Linked DNA regions of Homo sapiens: region 2 is linked to region 1. A link is an interaction called in ENCODE POLR2A ChIA-PET data of the cell type or tissue named here. Cell type or tissue: PC-9. All regions are shown on one strand. Links, peaks and the distances in the headings refer to the core of each region. The heading gives the core; the rest is flanking DNA. Region 1 holds the start of LINC02918 (long intergenic non-protein coding RNA 2918). Region 2 overlaps ST3GAL3 (ST3 beta-galactoside alpha-2,3-sialyltransferase 3).

Region 1 (4,395 bases), core at 302-4,301:
AAACACCCTGTTGGCCCCTCTCTGCCTCCAAACGGATTCGGGATCCTTAGTTCCACCTTCCCTCCTGCAAAGAAAATGGCCCCAGGGCCATACAGTTTACAGAGGGCTGGCTGCAGGCAGAGAAGGACATTCTGTCAATTCCAGGGTTATTGGGGCCAGGCAGCCCCCTGCTAGTGAGACTTTAAAGCCTAGCCTAGTCCCCAAACCCTGCCACTCAGTAGACACGGCTGCTCCAGAGCCAGTAAAGGAGACTGACTGAAGCCATCTCTGACAATGCTCACAGTGAGAGGGCCACAGCCCAAGCCAAAGGTGCTGGCTGTCAACATTCCCCAGGCTGCCAGCTTTTGAGGGAACAGGGCTCACCCCAGCTGGAGGCTGCATTCTGGGCCCCAGACAGCTTGTGCTCAACATCTCAGAGTCCGGAACAAGACAGCAACAGCTCCAAGAACACATTCCCATATGAATTAGCCTCAGTTTGCAACTCAGGACAACCCAAATCAAAAGGAAGACAGTGAAGGAGGGAAGGAGGGGAGGGAAGGAAGGAGGGGAGGGAGGGAGGGAGGGGAGGGAGGGAAGGAGGGGAGGGAGGGAGGGGGAGGGAGGGAGAGAGGGAAGGAAGGAAGGGGAAAGAGAGAGAGAAAGCAAGAAGCAAGCAAGAAAGAAAAGGTTGTTTTCCCCAAAGGAAACAGGCTGCAGAGCTGTACCTCTGTTTACCACATAGTAGCTATAACCTGTCACCAGGTGGCACATTGTAGCTCCTGGGGCCACAGGTGACTCTGGTCAATACTAAAGCCAAAGGCCATTTAGTCCTTTGAAGTCTCAGAAGCATTCGATAGTGTCAGTCCTCCTTGAAAACCTGTCTTCCCGTGACTCTCTTGGTCCAATACTCTCCGGGTTCTCCTTCCACTCCTCCAGAGGCTTGTTCTCAGACGACTTCTGAGTTCCTCTTCCTCTCTCTGCCTCTCATGTTCCTCAGAGCTCTGATACCGACTCTCTCTCCTCTTCCCATTCTACTCTCTCCCTGAGCAGCACTGTCTACTCCCGTGGTTTCAGTTACCACCTCCATGCTAACCATGCTCACATTTTATCTCCAGCCTAGAACATTCACCTGAGCCCCAAGTCTGTAATTCCAATACCTCTATCTGTATATCCTGGGAGACATCAAGCTTAACATATCCATACTGGATGTCTTCCGTTTCCTCCTTCAGATCTGCTGTCCACCCTTCTCCAGCCTGCTCTGCTCCTCACATCAATGAGCTTCCCTGCTGTCCAGCTTCCAGACCCTCCCCAGTGTTCCCTGCTCAGTGAGTGCACCAACCTCATCCAGTGACACAGCCAGAAACTTGGGCAATCTCCTAGGCTCCTTAAGCTCTGTCATGTCCCTTAAGCATTGGTCACCAAATCCTTAGATCCTGCAGATCCATCCCCTTTCCCTATCCCCAGTGCTATTCTGCTGAAGCCTTCATAATTTTTTGGATGGTTTATTCCTCATCCTCCTACCTGGTCTCACTGTCTCCAGTCACAACTCCCTCCAACCATTCTCAGCGCTGCAGCCAGATAAGTTGCCTTCTCTTCATATTAACCGAGCATGAACTGTCGTGCACTGGGCTAGTTTCAGGGATTCAGAGACCAGTGAGAAACATGTTTTGCCATCAAGGAAACTATACTTGGAGATGGAAGTAGGGGTAGGGTAGCAAATAAAAGTAAAAGACATCCTGTTAAATTTGGATTTCAGGCCCTGCGTGGTGACTCATGCCTGTAATCCCAGCACTTTGGGAGGCTGAGGTGGGCGGATCATGAGGTCAAGAGAGTGAGACCACCCTAGCCAACATGGTAAAACCCGGTCTCTACTAAAAATATAAAAATTAGCTGGGCGTGGTGGCACGCACCTGTAGTCCCAGCTACTTGGGAGGCTGAGGCAGGAGAATCGCTTGAACCCGGGAGGCAGAGGTTGCAGTGAGCCAAGATTGTGCCACTGCACTCTAGCCTGGCGACAAAGTGAGACTCTGTCTCAAAAAAAAAAATGGATTTAAGGTAAACAATAAATACACCTTTTTTTTTTTTAGATAGGGTCTTGCTGTGTCCCTCGGGCTGGAGTGCAGTGGTGTGATCTCAGTTCACTGCAACCTCCACCTCCTGGGCTCAAGCGATCCTCTCACCTTAGCCTCCTAACTAGCTAAGACTACAGGTGCATTCTACCACGACTGGCTAATTTTTAAATTTTTTTAATTTTTATTTTTTTGGTAGAGATGGGCTCTTGCTATGTTACCCAGGCTGGTCTCGAACTCCTGAGTTCAAGAGATCCTCCCACATTGGCCTCCCAAAGTGCTCGGATTACAGGTGCGAGTCACCATGCCTGGCCTAAATACTTGTTTTCAGTATGTCCAATGCAATAATTGAGACATACTTATACAAAAAAATTGGCTGGGCGTGGTGGCTCACCCCTGTAATCCCAGCACTTTGGGAGGCTGAAACAGGTGGATCGCTAGCGCTCAGGAATTCAAGACCAGCCTGGGCAACATAGTGAAACCCTGTCTCTACCAAAAATACAAAAACTTAGCCAGGTGTGGTGACGTGCATCTGTGGTCCAGCTACTTGGGAGGCTGAGGTGGAAGGATTGCTTGAGCCCAAAATCGTACCACTGCACTCCAACCTGGGTGACAGAATAAGACTCTATCTCAAAAAAAAAAAAAAAAAAAAAAAAAGGCTGGGAGCAGTGGCTCACGCCTGTAATCCCAGCACTTTAGGAGGCCGAGGAGGGCAGATCACGAGGTCAGAAGATCGAGACCATCCTGGCTAACATGGTGAAACCCTGTCTCTACTAAAAATACAAAAAATTAGCTGGGCGTGGTGGTGGGCGCCTGTAGTCCCAGCTACTCAGGAGAATGGTGTGAACCTGGGAGGCAGAGCTTGCAGTGAGCTGAGATCGTGCCACTGCACTCCAGCCTAGGCGACAGAGTGAGACTCCATCTCAAAAAAAAAAAAATTGTTGTTTATCTCATATTCAAAATTAAATAGATGGCCAGGTGCGGTGGCTCATGCCTGTAATCCCAGCACTTTGGGAGGCCGAGGTGGGCGGATCACGAGGTCAAGAGTTTGAGACCAGCCTGGCCAATATGGTGAAACCCTGTCTCTACTAAAAATACAAAATTAGCCGGGGATGGTGGTGCACACCTGTAGTCCCAGTTACTCAGGAGGCAGAAGAATTGCTTGAACCTGGGAGGCAGAGGTTGCAGTGAGCCGTGACACTGAACTCTAGCCTGGGTGACAGAGCAAGACTCCATCTCAAAAAAAAAAAAAATAAATAAGTGTCCTGATTTTTTTCTGGCAACCCTAGGTAGGGGTAAACAAGTACCCCAGTAGAAGTATGACTGAGGTTATAGGTATGTGTGTCAAGGAGGGGGCAGATTCTACAATCACAAAGGAAGAGGAATCAGTTTTTTCCTGGATAGACGCAGAAGAGGAAAAGTCTTTGTGGAAAAGGTGGTATTTGAACTGAGTCTTGAAAAATGAGTTTGTTTGCACAGGGTGGATTATAGGGTGGATGAGAGGCATGGAACCCGAACTGGTTATTGCTGATTGCCTTTATTTCCTCTCACTTCTAAATGTACACTGTTCATTGTGGCCATGTCCTGTCCTGCACGGTGTGGTTCTCAGCCCTGGACAGGAATGGAGTGGAGAGGTGAGGGCCTCTTCCTTGGGCTCTCCATCTCAGCCTGAAGACTCTGCTAGTCCTATATTCTTTAGATTTTTATTTGTTTATTTATTTATTTATTTACTTCTTACTAGCCAGTTCATCACAGCTTCAATTCCCTGTTACACTTCAAAATGCTTATGTTGAACTTTCCCTGCCTGCTGACTGTGTGATGTCTCTCTCCTGATGGCATCCAGAATGACACAGAGCCTTCTCAACAGAGGAAGTAGCATGAACAAAGACAGGGAAGTGTGAAACAGCCTGGTGCGCTCCCAGGATTGCCAGCAACTTCAGGTGGACTTGGGGAGGGTCCTCATCAAGACAAAAGACTGGAGAGGTCACAAAGGGCTTTGAATGTTATACCGAGAAGCTCAGCCTTCGCTCTGAAAGGAGCCACTAAAGGGTTTTAAGTGGGCTTGGTTAGAGATGTGTTTCAGATGGATCACTTGCTACTGTGTCTAGTATGGATGGAAGAGGCAAGGTGGGTGCCAGCTAGAGCTGCCATAGTTAGAGCCGTTCAGGCAACAAGCACAGGTACCTTGAGTTAGGGCAGAAGCAAATGTGCAAGGACAGAAGAGATGTGAGGGACAATAAGAGAGGTGAGGGCTGGATGAGAGATGGTTTCCAGGTGTCTAGCTTGGGGGACTGGTACAGAACACAGGGGATGTAGTATTTTAGCATGTGATAGGGGTAAGATGTGG
Region 2 (4,331 bases), core at 332-4,331, 200 kb before region 1:
TAATTTTGTGGCTGAGATATCTGATTGGGTTTGGTTGAGGGCCTGACCCAGGGCAGTCTTCTTGGCCAATGTTACATTTTACATTTAAGGTGTACCTGCTATGCATCCTTTTACATCAAAGGATGCATAGCAGGTACAGTAGCAGGGTGGGTGAATTCCAGACAGACCTTGAGGATAGAAACAAGGCAGCATTCAATGAATAGAAAGTACAATGACTAGAGCATAGGGCACAAATGAGGTTGAGAGAAGCAAGAGATGGATTGGAGAGTAAATCGAGGCTCAGTCAGAAACCGCTAGGCTGTAAGGAGCAATTACTTTATTCAGAGGAGTTGAGAATTGAATGAAAGCTATGTTAGGCAGAATGGCTCTTTAAAGATATCCACACCGTAATCCCTGGAACCTATGAATTTGTTACTCGACATGGCACAAGGGACTTCACAGATATAATTAAGGTTTTGGGTCTTCAAATAGGGAGATTATCCTGGATTATTAAGGTGGGCCCAATATAATCACATGGGCCCCAAAAAGCAAAGAAGTTTCTCCAGCTGGAAGAGAAGCAAGATATGGCGGAGGGGGAATTTGGAGAGATTCAAAGAGTGAGAGAGCCTGAAGGGGACCACATGGAAAGCATGAAAAGGACTGTAGGCCTGAAGGCTGGCCCCTGGCAGATAACCAGCCGGGAAACGGGGGCCTTGTCCCTACAGCTGCACGAACTGAATTCAGCCAACGGCCTGAGTGAGCATGGAAGTGGATTCTTCTCCAGGGCCTCCAGAAGGGAACACAGCCCTACCAGCACCTTGGTTTTGGCCTTGTGCGACTCTAAGCAAGGATCCAGCTGAGCCTCACCATATCCAGATTTTGGCCTTCAGAACTCTGAGATAATTTTGTGTTGTTTTAAACTGCTAAGTTTGTGACACTTTGCCACAGCAGCAGTAGAGAACGAATGCAAAGGGGTTTAAGCAGGGATATTGTCAGATTTTGTGTTATTAAAAGACTTCTTGTGCCATGTGGAAATGGATTTGGAGAATGTAAATTTGAAGGCAGGGAAACGTGTTTGTGGGAATGCTGTGATAACACAATCTAGGGTAGTGATCATGGGAAGGGGCTATGATTTGAAAAATATCTGGGAGGCTGGAATTGCCAGAACTAGTCAGGGACTGGATGTCGGCGGCTGGGGTGGGGAAGCAAAGATGATTGCTGCTTTCTAGCTTAGGCGCTGGCTGATGATGAAGCTGTTTTTTGAGATGGGGATGAGCAGGTTAGAAGATGCCATGATATGAAAGTGATAACTCTAAGTTATTCTTCATTTGGAAATTCTCTCTATAGATACTTTAAGAGAGAATATATCAATAAGATGAGTGCTTTGTCTTTTAAGAACTAAACTTTTTCTTTTCTAGGTCATTTAGGAAATCGTAAATCATGTGAAGATGGGACTCTTGGTATTTGTGCGCAATCTGCTGCTAGCCCTCTGCCTCTTTCTGGTACTGGGATTTTTGTATTATTCTGCGTGGAAGCTACACTTACTCCAGTGGGAGGAGGACTCCAGTAAGTATAGTCACTCTAGCTCACCCCAGGAGAAGCCTGTTGCAGGTCAGTTACTGGTTTTTCGTGTGGCTGCGTCTCATATTCTTCAGAGATGGGCAATGAGAGTAAACTGAACATTTCTGGGACTTTGGCCTAGAAATTGCCTGCCATTTTAGCTGGTATAGGCTGAGAACTTTGATGTTTTTTAAAAACTGCATGCCATGACAAATCTCAGTTCCTTTTACAAACTTGGTGAGAATGTGCTATTCTTCAATAAAAACCCAAACTATACTCATACTTCTAGTTCTTGAACGCTTTTGTTCTTTCTAATTGCTGTAGCATATTGCCACTCTATTTTGCCATTTATTGCCTTAGGGATTAGTATTGAAGTTGGTTTCCATCTGCCCTTAAAACATTCATCTTTATGTTGAATTTTCAACATAATATTGTCTCTGTTTTGTTTTCCCTAAAGAAACGTTGTCTACTGAATCTTTGTAGCCGTTGCTGCTATTGAACTTGCACCTGGCTACAATAATGGCTTATTTTCCCTACCCAGTAACTCCTAATTTTTTTCTTCTCTTTGTGCACTTTGTCTCATGTGTTACATAGTGTTTTCCACATAGCCTGAATCCCACTGGTTTGGTTTCTGTTTACCTGATGTGGCCTGTGTTTTGGTTCTAGGCTTGCAGTTGAAGGGCTTACATTGATCAGCACCAGCCTTTGCACATTGTTTTCTTGGCTGTAGCTTGAAATATCACACAGTGACCATAGTGGTTTTCTTTTTGGTTATTTTGTCTGACTGTTATCTGAGCTTGGTGTGGGAAATAGTATAAAATCAGAACAGAGTGGCCTGTTTTGACCTGCAGTGATATGTCTTCTCTTAAAATAGTTTTATTTTTACTAACATCTACCAGATACCAGTATAGAACTCACTTGAGAAGAGAGTCAGTCTCTAGGTACAAGGTGAAAGTGAGCTGCAGTGAGTGGGAAGAAGCAACGGGCAATTGGCCTGCTGTTGTTCTAAGACCCTAACATGGGAAGTATTACAGTGAAGTAGCTCATTTATTTCTCCCATGGCTCAAACTACTGAGGCAGTTTCAAGCCAGTTTTTAAAATATAGTGTTATATCCTTAATTTACTGTTTTATATAGAATATTTAAGTGCCTTTTAAATGCTTAGCTTATAATTATCACTAATTACTTGTGTTTCAAAAGTTTACTTAAATTTCTCTGCACTGACTTATTTTTAAAACCAAGGAGACTACCCAGGATAAGGAGTGTTTGTATCAGTGAAATGCAGAATTCTGTATTTAGAGGCATTCATTGTCTGTATTGGTAGTGGTGGATCCATCTCTATCAATAATTTAGATGGAAATGTGTGTGAAGAACAAGGGTCTCCTTTTCCGCTAAGGGCTGCTGACCTGTAGAAGATATAACCAAGGATCAGATAAGATTTTCCTAGATCAGTAGGGAAGGGAATTAACTTTATGGAAGACTCATTGTGTTTCAGGCATTAGGCTAGACAATTTACAAATATAATTTCATTTAATGTAATTCTTACTGCAGTTTTGTGAAGATGCCATTATTATCCCCATTTTCCAGTTGAGCAAACTGAAACACTTTAATTTACCAAGGTTATATTGTTGGAACTGGAATTCAATTCCTGTCTTTAAAACCTATGTTCATTATTTTATTGAAAAATATAATAAATACTGAAGGCAGAACTTAATTTAATATTCTACCTGGTAAAAAGAGAGAGAGAAAGGGGCTCAGAGAAGTAATAGTAGAGAGTGTCAGGAAGGGGGTGTGAAAAGAAAAGGAGGGAAAGAGAGAAAGTTATCAAAAGAAGACAGAGAGGCTTATTAGGTTTGAAGGTGACAAGCTGCTATTCACTTGGGCCGTAGGCTTCAGAAGTTTATTGCTAGTTATCTGCTGTCCTTTCCATTAATTGTTAGCTGACTAACCAGTATTTATAGCTTTTCTATTCTGACTCCTAAGCCTTTTAGATGTTTGACTTTGAATAGGTTGTTTAGACCATCTGACCAAAGCATACTATTTTATGTGCTGTAATATCAGAGAACAGAGTAATAGGACCCACCCTGCATGGCTTACTAAATCAGACGGGTCCTCTTTGTTTTTTTTTTGTTTTTTTTTTTGAGATGAGGTCTCACTCTGTTGCCCAGGCCAGAGTGCAGTGGTGCAGTCATAGCTCACTGTAGCCTCAACCTGCCAGGCTCAAGCGATCCTCCTACCTCAACCTCTCGAAGTAGCCGGGACCACAGACTCACACCACCATTCCTGGCTAATTTTTGTGTCTTTTGTAGAGATGGGGTTTAGTCATGTTGCCCAGGCTGGTCTCAAACTCCTGGGCTCAAGTGGTCTGCTTGCCTTGGCTTCCCAAAGTGGTGGGATTCCAGGCATGAGCCACTGCGCCCGGCCGGAGAGGAGTCCTTTACTTAGAGTCAAGCTGAAGGAGCATCACAACCCCAAAGACTGTTATGTTGTGAAATTTAGGCTGTGTTTTAATAATACTGATGATGATAAGATGAAATAGTAATTTATTGATTACTATATCTACTATATGTCCGTAAGATAGCAGGGTCTTTATACTCGGAATCTCATTTGATCCTCATAGTTTTTATTGGTTATTATTATCCTCATTTTACAGATACAGAAACTGAGGCTTCAGAGAGGCTGTGTAATCAAGAGTTTGTATGCCTTTCATCTGAGGAGGTTGAGGACAATCCCAAGTTAGAAAAATAAATGTCTTTAGCATTATTTTTCCTTAATGTTTAGAATATTAATAAG

What was found. Peaks named below come from ENCODE experiments on the same cell type or tissue, not always from the same donor. Only the 100,000 strongest peaks of a DNase experiment are listed, where the experiment ranks them.
Region 2: POLR2A ChIA-PET joins it to region 1 with 19 read pairs; 3 of 35 experiments call an interaction of 5 or more read pairs at or near these places.

What each region holds. Positions count from the first base shown.
Region 1 is chr1:43,938,730-43,943,124 of GRCh38, forward strand. It overlaps LINC02918 (long intergenic non-protein coding RNA 2918), which reads right to left and starts at 1,812. Exons shown (of 2, transcript XR_947283.2): 1 at 1,501-1,812; 2 at 1-64. In PC-9, for the core only: no CTCF peak of the experiment used is centred there; no DNase peak of the experiment used is centred there.
Region 2 is chr1:43,734,836-43,739,166 of GRCh38, forward strand. ST3GAL3 (ST3 beta-galactoside alpha-2,3-sialyltransferase 3) reads left to right here. Exons shown (of 12, transcript NM_006279.5): 2 at 1,398-1,545. The coding sequence starts at 1,428. Among named protein-coding and RNA genes, the nearest start is that of ST3GAL3-AS1, 9.7 kb to the left of the region's middle. In PC-9, for the core only: no CTCF peak of the experiment used is centred there; no DNase peak of the experiment used is centred there.